Regions from separate parts of the Homo sapiens genome. Here regions 2 and 3 are each linked to region 1. Evidence: chromatin contacts called from ENCODE Hi-C or POLR2A ChIA-PET data. All regions are on one chromosome and are shown on one strand. The core of a region is the stretch at or near the end of the contact, and the rest is flanking DNA. Distances in the headings are between cores, read along the strand shown. Region 1 holds the start of UBXN11 (UBX domain protein 11). Region 2 has its middle 28 kb from the start of HMGN2. Region 3 holds the start of RPS6KA1 (ribosomal protein S6 kinase A1).

The links. Hi-C counts contacts between places; a loop is a spot of excess contacts on that map. ChIA-PET counts read pairs that join two places held with the same protein, here RNA polymerase II (POLR2A). Pooled maps may share reads with other maps.
Region 2: a pooled map shows a loop between it and region 1 (6-fold over the local background). The contact joins the enhancer-like site here to the promoter of UBXN11 in region 1. A Hi-C loop is called at or near these places in 1 of 37 single-sample maps with no recorded cell type and 7 of 50 pooled maps. POLR2A ChIA-PET finds 5 or more read pairs at or near these places in 4 of 52 experiments (HEK293, activated CD4-positive, alpha-beta T cell, activated CD8-positive, alpha-beta memory T cell and 1 more).
Region 3: a pooled map shows a loop between it and region 1 (4-fold over the local background). The contact joins the promoter of RPS6KA1 here to the promoter of UBXN11 in region 1. A Hi-C loop is called at or near these places in 2 of 50 pooled maps. POLR2A ChIA-PET finds 5 or more read pairs at or near these places in 2 of 52 experiments (OCI-LY7 and activated naive CD8-positive, alpha-beta T cell).

The regions. Positions count from the first base shown.
Region 1 is chr1:26,305,323-26,308,138 of GRCh38, forward strand. It overlaps UBXN11 (UBX domain protein 11), which reads right to left and starts at 1,314. Exons shown (of 15, transcript NM_001389556.1): 1 at 1,270-1,314. RefSeq lists enhancers at 1,105-1,154, 1,555-1,644.
Region 2 is chr1:26,499,266-26,501,965 of GRCh38, forward strand. No RefSeq gene overlaps it. Among named protein-coding and RNA genes, the nearest start is that of HMGN2, 28 kb to the left of the region's middle. RefSeq lists silencers at 1,019-1,198, 1,409-1,898 and enhancers at 2,079-2,148, 2,108-2,700, 2,179-2,238. Within about 2 kb of position 1,351, at least 38 of the 41 ENCODE cell types and tissues checked have a DNase peak (open chromatin) inside an H3K27ac peak, as active enhancers do.
Region 3 is chr1:26,528,393-26,531,222 of GRCh38, forward strand. It overlaps RPS6KA1 (ribosomal protein S6 kinase A1), which reads left to right and starts at 1,369. Exons shown (of 22, transcript NM_002953.4): 1 at 1,369-1,591. The coding sequence starts at 1,529. LOC124903884 (a long non-coding RNA gene) reads right to left here. Exons shown (of 2, transcript XR_007065558.1): 1 at 2,806-2,830; 2 at 728-2,169. RefSeq lists a silencer at 1,254-1,733 and an enhancer at 1,975-2,830.

The DNA.
Region 1 (2,816 bases), core at 64-2,563:
AACCTTTTTCATAAAACAGCTTTGAGATATAATTCACATATTTCACCTTCTTACAGTGTAATTTTCTTTTTAGTATATTCACAGAGCTGTACTACCATCACAATTTTAGAACATTTTCGTCAGCCTAAACAAACCCTGTACCCTTTGGCAGTCACCCCCAATTTACCCTCCAGCCCCCACCCCTTTTCCAAGGCAGCCTTAGGCAACCACAAATCTACTTTCTGTTCTATAGACTTGCCCACACTGCACATTTCATATAAATGGAATATATACTAAAATATACTAAAAATTGAAATTTACACTTTAAAGGAGTGAAGTATGTAATACGTGAATTATATCTCAATAAAGCTGTCATGGGAAAAAAAAACAAAACTCCTAAACCAAATCCAACATTTTCGTCAAACTCACTTCCTCCCACTTCCCCCTTCTTAATGGGACCCCATCACCCAACCACATTTTTTCTCTCCTTCCTTCCCTCTTACGCCATCTTGCCTCTTACATCAAACCCTGCAGGCTAAACTCTCTCACATATAGCTGCCCCTTTCCATGGCCACCGTCGGCCGTCCTAGTGGGACTCTCACTGCCCATTCTGGGGGCTGTCACATGGCTCCCAACTGACTTCCCTACTTCCAGTGTCACTCCAGTCCAGTCCGACACATTGTCTCCAGGTTAATCTTCTCCCAGATTACAAGGGCCCCTGAAGGCAAAGGCTGCATTTCCCTGTCCGTTTGGGGGGACTCCTGAGGGCAGGGGCATATCTCTTTCTCCTTCAGATTAGGGAGCCCTGAGGACAGTCGCCTAACTCCTTCACTTTGGGGCTTCCAAGGGCAGGACTGTGACTACCCCTCAGGCCAAAAGGTCCTTAAGGCAGAGTTGTCACCCACTTCAGACCTGGCTCTGAGAGCAAATCTCTGCACCATGCCTCTACATCTTTGGAACCAAACTCAGTGCTGTGCTTGACTCACAACATTCTTCTTCACACCTCCTCGGCCTCTCCGTCATCCCCAGAGCCCAGAGCTCTGGCGGGGACACGGTCCGGCCCGCTGCCAGGACTCCCTAATGCCCCCAGGACGCGCTCAGGGAGCGACGTCTATCACGATCTAACCCAGCCCTGGAGGCCGTGTCGCCTCCTTCCGCCTCCACGCGTAGTCATGGTAAGCAGGGTCTTGAACCTCTCCTGTGGGAGCCGCGGAGCTCGCAGGCCCTCGGGGCTCGGGCTCCAGCCTGCGTGGGGACTCCAGGGGCAGAAAGGTCTTAAGCCAGACTCACCACGCAGGGCCGCTAGCCGTCCCGCAGCGCCGCCATCTTGTTGTCACGCGGTTTCCTAGGCGACCAGGACCCGTGCACTTCTCATTGGCTAGTTTGAGGGAGGCCTGAGCAACCTGCAGACAGCGAAGGTGGATACAGTCGCCTGTGCTCGGATTCTATTGGCCCACAGAGTCGGTATTCTTCGCGGGCGAATCCCAGAATGCACCGCTCTGAGAGGGCTCCAGGTCCGGGGCGGGGTGGGGGGGGGGGGTGGTTCGTTCCTACCCTCAGGTGCGGGAGGAAGGAGCCTGGGATTAGGTTAATGAAACTGCTGGCAGCCTCACATTCAGGACCTGAATGTGTGATCCCGACAGTGCCGCTATTTTGCTAAATTGATCTTGGGAGGAATTATCCCTCTTAGCTTATTTCCCCATATGATCAGTATTGTAACACGAAGTACTGTAATACTTCACGGAGGCTGCTTTGAGGATGGATTGCAATGATGCAAGTACTTAATAAATGTTTCCTAAATCTGAGTTTCTGTGACAAATCCTTGACCAGATTGGCGCCCGGAAGGGCGGCCCAAATTCTAGTTCCCTTGTGTTAAGAGTTGGGTAAGACAATTTCCCCTCCCAGAGCCTCATCTGTAAAATTGTGTTGGATTAGACTCAGTCACCAAAACAGCTAAAGGCAGTTAAGACCACGAACTTTGGAATTAGGAGTCCTGGCTCCTTACTGTGTGTTCTTGGGCACTTTATACACCTTAGTTTTTATATCTGTAAAACAGTGATAATACCTACCCCCACTGGGTTGCCGTGAGGATTAAATAAGGTAATGCAAAGTACACGATTTTAAAGGGGAAAGCCGAAACAGAAACACCTGTAGAGAGCACTTTTTCAAAAACGTTTCCTGCTGTTAATCATCATCATCATCTCTTCACCCTTTCAGCTGTGATGGTCTGGGAGTTTATGATTTCTGATCTCAGGCACTCACTTCTTTGTGCCCAGGTTCAAAAGCCCTTTCTCTGCACAACCCAAGAGTGTTTTTCTGTTGCTTTTTTTTTTTTTTTTTTTTAATTTTCCGTTTGACTTTCTAGCCTACCACATTCAGGGAAGGGTAGGCTCTGCTCACTGCAACATCCGCCTCCCAGGCTCAAGCTATCCTCCCATCACAGCCACCAGTGTAGCTGGGACTACAGGTGTGCACAACAACGCCCAGCTAGTTTTTGTATTTTCTTGTAGAGACGGGGTCTTGCCATGTTGCCCAGCCTGGTCTCAAACTCCTGAGCTCAAGCCATCCGCCCATCTCTGCCTCCCAAAGTGGACAGCATTCTTTATATGCAAATTGGAAGCTAAAGAGAGCTACTACTACTGAGTGCCAAGTACCAGATGGTAACATGAAATTTACAGATGAGGGCCGGGCGTGGTGGTTCACGCCTGTAATCCCAGCATTTTGGGAGGCTGAGGCAGGCGGATCATCTGAAGTCGGGAGTTCGAGACCAGCCTGACCAACATGGAGAAACCCCGTCTCTACTAAAAATACAAAATCAGCCGGGCATGATGGCGCAT
Region 2 (2,700 bases), core at 101-2,600, 190 kb after region 1:
AGAACTGGGAGTCACCGAAGTGTTGCCAGCAGGGAAGGTTAAGATCAGATATGCTGATAGATCTGGGGCTCAGAAAGAATTATGAAAAGCAGCAAGCCTCCTTACTTGATACACAGACAACCTTGCTCAACCAACAGTGGCTTCATCCTACCTCCCCAGGGTACTTCCAGTAATTCCCTATGGTAGTGTTTTCCAGAATGGGACATGACTACAGCTGGGGGCCCTAGGTATTTTTTTTTTTTTTTTTTTGAGACAGTCTTGCTCTGTCGCCCAGACTGGAGTGCAGTGGCATGATATGGACTCACTGCAACCTCTGCCTCCCGGATTCAAGCAATTCTCCTGCCTCAGCCTCCCGAGTAACTGAGACTACAGGTGCGCACCACCACGCCTGGCTAATTGTTGTATTTTTAGTAGAGATGGGGTTTCACCATGTTGGCCAGGCTGGTCTTGAACTCCTGACCTCGTGATCCACCTGCCTTGGCCTCGCCTTGGCAAAACCCCGTCTCTACTAAAAATACAAAAATTAGCCAGGCGTGGTGTCTCGTGCCTGTAGTCCCAGCTACTTGGGAGGCTGAGGCAGGAGAACGGCTTGAACCTTGGAGGCGGAAGTTGCAGCGAGCCGAGATCATACTGCTTAACTCCAGCAAAAAGAAAAAAAAGAAAGCTGGGGCTGCGCGCGGGGGCTTATGCCTGTAACCCCAGCACTTTGGGAGGACAGCCTGGCCAACAGAGCGAGACCCTATCTCTATTTTTTTTTAAAAAAATAACAAAACAAAAAAAGCTGGTTGGTTGTTGGGAGGCCTGGCTGCTTTTGGGAAGGATAATCCTCGTCCACACCAAGGTGATTCAGTGAGCAGGGTGAGGGCAGATGCTGGGTGTCCACGCCCCGGCCCCACAGCAGCCAGAGGAAGATACCAGCCCGCGCACCCGTCGCCATGGCAACCTCAACCCCACTCCTGGACCCTAGCTCGGAAGGGGGCAGGGTATCGAAAGCCGATCGCCAGAGGCTCCTCGGTGCCTCGTGCGAGTCCCCGCCGTCAGCCCCGAGGAGCCTCCTGGCACCAAGCAGGCGCTGCCCCCTTCGGCCACACGGTGGCGGCGCAGAGCCGAGCTCCGCGCCCCACCTGGGAGGCGGCGCCCGCGGGATGGGGCTCCTCGGCCCAGCTCCCCAGCCTCGACAAGGATACGGCCCGACATCCAGGCCAGGAGCGTCGCTGGGGCTTAACCGCCGTTCCCCAAGGCGCCCCTCCACTCCTCCAGCGGGCTCCCGCATCCCCCATTATCCGGCGGACCCCAACCCCTGCTCACGTGACTCGCCCGCCACCCTCGAAGAACTCTCGTGGGGCCGCCCCGCCCTGCCGCAGGTCACGCGCTGCGCACCTGGAGGGCATCTGGCCAGCCGCCAGCTAGAGCCTGCCCCTGCTCAGGCTCGGCTCAACCCGGGCCCGCGCCTGCTCCGAGCCCAGGAAGAGCGTCCTGTCCAGCTCCCAAGTGCGCCGGCCCGTGGGGAAGGAGGCGGGAGTGGGCTCCAGCGGTGCGGCCCTCGCTCCTCCGACCCGGGGCCCTCTCCACCTCGGGGGAAGAAAGAGGCCTCTGCCTCCGCCTCCTTCCCTGAGCGCTGCCACCCTCACTCCGGCCCTCTGACCGCGGGTCCCGGACATTGCGCTTAGGGGTCGCCTTGCAGGGCCAGAGAAGCTGGCAGACCACGCGCGCGCACGTGCCGGGGCGGGGCGTCACCGGGGGCGGGGCCTGGAAGGGCGGGGTCGGCGGGCTCGGGTTCCCGCGGGGCGCGCGCGGGGTGACGGGAGCCGGGACTACGCGGAAGTGGGGGTAGGGGCCGCGGGACGGGGAGGGGCGTCCCCAGTACCCGCGAGTGGCTTCAGGGAGCGCAAGGCCAGCTGAGTCTGGGCGCTGGATGGGCGGCCTTGGCATTAGGTCCAGATTTGGGTCCTAAGTACTGTGCCCAACCGGCCCGAGGGGAAGGGGGAGGAGACAGGAACCGCGCCCATTTTCCGGATCAGGTTCTTGGAACCAGCCCGGAAATCCTGGGACTCAATCTGGGGGCCAGATCTGGAGGCGATGGTTTTTCTAGAGACGGGCTGATGCAGCCCCAGTATGCCGTCGCACTCATTTCCCACATTCCAGGAACGGTCCAGGTCTGCCCTTCAGCGGTTTGGGAACTCCGCGACGACTCCCTCTCTCCACAACTGCAGGGTGGGCCGCGCTCTGAAAACCTGGCAAAGCGATGGGGGTCCCTCAGAGCCCCTCCTTCATATTCAGTTTCAAAAGGATTTGGCATTGGGGAAACCTTGGGACCTCAAGCCACATGGAGAAAGAGCTCCAGGTCACAAGGGCTTGGACCTGAGGGCACCTCGGCTGGCTCCTTTCTCGTGCAGTCTTTGCAAAAGAGGACCAGGTGGTGGCCAGAAGGGCACTTTGAGGGCTGAAGAGCTCAAACTGCACAGGGATAGGACCGAGGTGCAGAGTCCTTGGGGCCCTTTTTTTTTCTGTCATATCTTGTTTTGCCATTCGGCCTGGAAATACCTGGAAATTCTTCCTGCCTGTTTTTCCCTCAGAAAAGTTTTTTTTATGTAAAAGTGGCCAGGCACAACTGTAATCCCAGCACTTTGGGAGGCCGAGGTGGGCGGATTGCTTGAGGCCAGGGGTTCGAGACCAGCCTGGGCAACATAGCAAGACCCC
Region 3 (2,830 bases), core at 119-2,618, 220 kb after region 1:
CCTCGGCCTCCCAGTGCTGGGATTACAGGTGTGACACTTTGATTTTTTTAAGCCCTAGTCTGTTCTCAACCTCTTGTGTGACCTTGGGTAAGTCACTTCATCTTTCCGAGCTTGTTTCAGGATTTGTAAACTAGGTGGTGGTAATCATTCAAGGAAATCACATGGCTCGCAGGAAGCTTTTGATAAACATTCCTTCCCATTCCCCTGCCTTAGAACAGCTTTGCAAATAACTGACCAGTCTTCCTGCGAAACCAGCAAGCTTGTCCCTCCAGCAAGCTCACTCCTCACATGTGAATACATCTCAGCACACCCGGACCCCTAAGGCTCTTTAGGTGGAGGCTGAATCTCTCTGGGGCAACCAGTCTCCCTGGCCTTTCACTCCAAGTCCCACCAAGCCTCGGTTCATCCTGGGAGCCTGGTCCCTCCTCAGAGAGTCGCAAACCCAAACTAGTCCAGAGCTGGGGCTGCAGGTGACTCCAGGGAGACCTGACCTGAAAGGACCCCCTTCAAGTGATAGGGCAGAGCACAGATTGCAAAAACGCATATTAAGAAATCACTCTTGGCCGGGCGCGGTGGCTCATGCCTGTAATCCCAGCACTTTGGGAGGCCGAGGCAGGAGGATCACTTGAGCCGGGGAGTCAGAGACCAGCCTAGGTAACAAAGCGAAACTTCGTGTCTCTCTCTCTCTCACTATATACACACATACATACATATATGTGCATATATATAATATTTATTTATACATATTTATTTATATATGTAATATTTATATACATTATGTAAAATCAATCGATCAATCAATCACTCTGTGGTGGCACTATGGGTCCTGATGGTGGTAACAACTGCTGATGCCCATCTTGGCCTGGGGCACTGAGATCGCCCGGAGATCACAGTGTTAGCTTCAGGGCGGGGTAGAAATTAGAGGATAGGGGATCTCTAGGGCCTGGTGAGTTGAGGGCCTAAGGGGAGTGGGTCTCAGGCTCCTTCCAAGCCTCAGCCTAGATCAGGCCCAGGAACCCAGTGTGAATGTGTGTGCTGGGGTCGGGGATAAGGTGCTTCTCTCCCGTTGGAAGGAGAAGGAACATCTGGGCTGGGATTCCAAAAGAGCTGAGCGGGGGAGAACGGTGGCCCTGGTGTGGTGTGTCCAGGGGTACACCACTGGAAGGGAAGGAGCCAGCAGGGCCTCTCCGGCGGAGCCGAGCGCGGGCCGGGGGCTCGCGGCAGGGGCGGGGCCGGCCCTCGGGGCGCGGCGGGGGCGGGGGTCCGCGCTGGGAATGCCGCGCCGCGGGGGCTGGGGCGGGGCTTCTCCGGCTCCGCCCCCGCGCAGGTAGCCAATGGGCGCGGCGGCGCCGGGTGACGGAGGGAGCCGAAGTGCTAGTGCCGCGGCGGCGGCGGCGGACGGCCCAGCCGGAGCGCGAGGGGCTCGGGGGGGCGCGGCGGTTCGGGTCGCAGAGCCAGGGACCCCAGGACCCGGGAGGCGGCGCAGCCGGGGCCGCCGGAGGAGCGCGGGTGACCTGGCGGCGGCGAGATGCCGCTCGCCCAGCTCAAGGAGCCCTGGCCGCTCATGGAGCTAGTGCCTCTGGACCCGGAGGTGAGTGAGCGGGGCGGGGGACGGGCGCCCGCGGCCGGCGAGCCCGGATCCTCACAGGGGCGGGGCGGCCCGAAGCGCCGCTGCAGTCCGGCGGGCGCCCGCGAGGGCGCGAGTGCCCTCCGATCTCTTGCCCACTGTCCGGCTCCACCCCCCTATGCCCGGGTGTGCGTGTGCGAGGGACAGTTCCGCCAAGCGCCGACTACCTCCCCGCCATAGCCAGGAGAGGGGATCCTATGGGGCGCTGAGATCTGGTCGCCTTCACCCCACACCTAGGACCCGTCCCGGCATCTGTCCAGAGCTGTCGGAGCTTCCTCCATTAATGCAGACGGGGAGATCTTCAGTGCCAGATGTCTGGGATTCTACCAGAGACAGGGGTTATGGGACCCCCACTTCTCCCAGGGCCCTCCGCCAAGAGCTCCCTGCTTCTGGCTTCACCGCTGCTGAGCCTAGAAGGATTGCTCCTCTTGACCCCTGGCGGATGCGGAGTGTGGGATGGCACCACCCGTCTGGGGCTGGAACTCCTGGTTTTCTTTGCCCTGAGGCTAGGGCCAGAGGACACCTGTGTGCCCTACCCCAGGCTGTGGAGACGAGAGTGGGGAAGAGCCCTTAGACCTTGTGAAGATGATTCCTGGCAGGGCGTGGGGGGACCTTGGTGCCTGCCTCCCTTCTTATGCCCCTTCCGGTAGGAAGGGCTGGGCCCTTGGGGAGTTTGGCTTCTGCCAGCCCAGACTCCCCAGACAACCCAGCTCCTTCTCTCTCAGAAGCAGCTCCTGACCTCCCTTGAGGGCTCTGTGGCTCCAGTCCCTAAGCGTGCAGAAGGCCACCTCTTCCTGTGCCTTTTGACCCCAGGGTCAAGGTCAAGCCCCTGAATGAGCTGGTGGAAAACTTCCTCCTTAACCTCTTGCTGGGAAGGAAGCAGGTGATATTCTCCTTCCCAGGTGGTTGTTGGGGGTATGCAGGGAGGGAATGGAGACCTCATTTGAGCCCAGGAGCTGAGATGACTTTCTCCCAGCTTGGGCCTGGAGCCCCTGTCTCAGTCCCCTCCTCTGCCCTCTCTTACCTAGGGCAGCCACCAAGTGTCCTGCCTCTCAGGACCACAGGCTTAGATCAGGGTGAGCACCCAGGGTCCCCAGCCCCCAGGGTGTGCTGCCCCTTTAAAGGGATGGCCGACACTGGCTATTGGAGGGTGGGCGCGGCAGGATTAGGTAACCAACCTGAAGGAGCAATTTGGAGTAAATT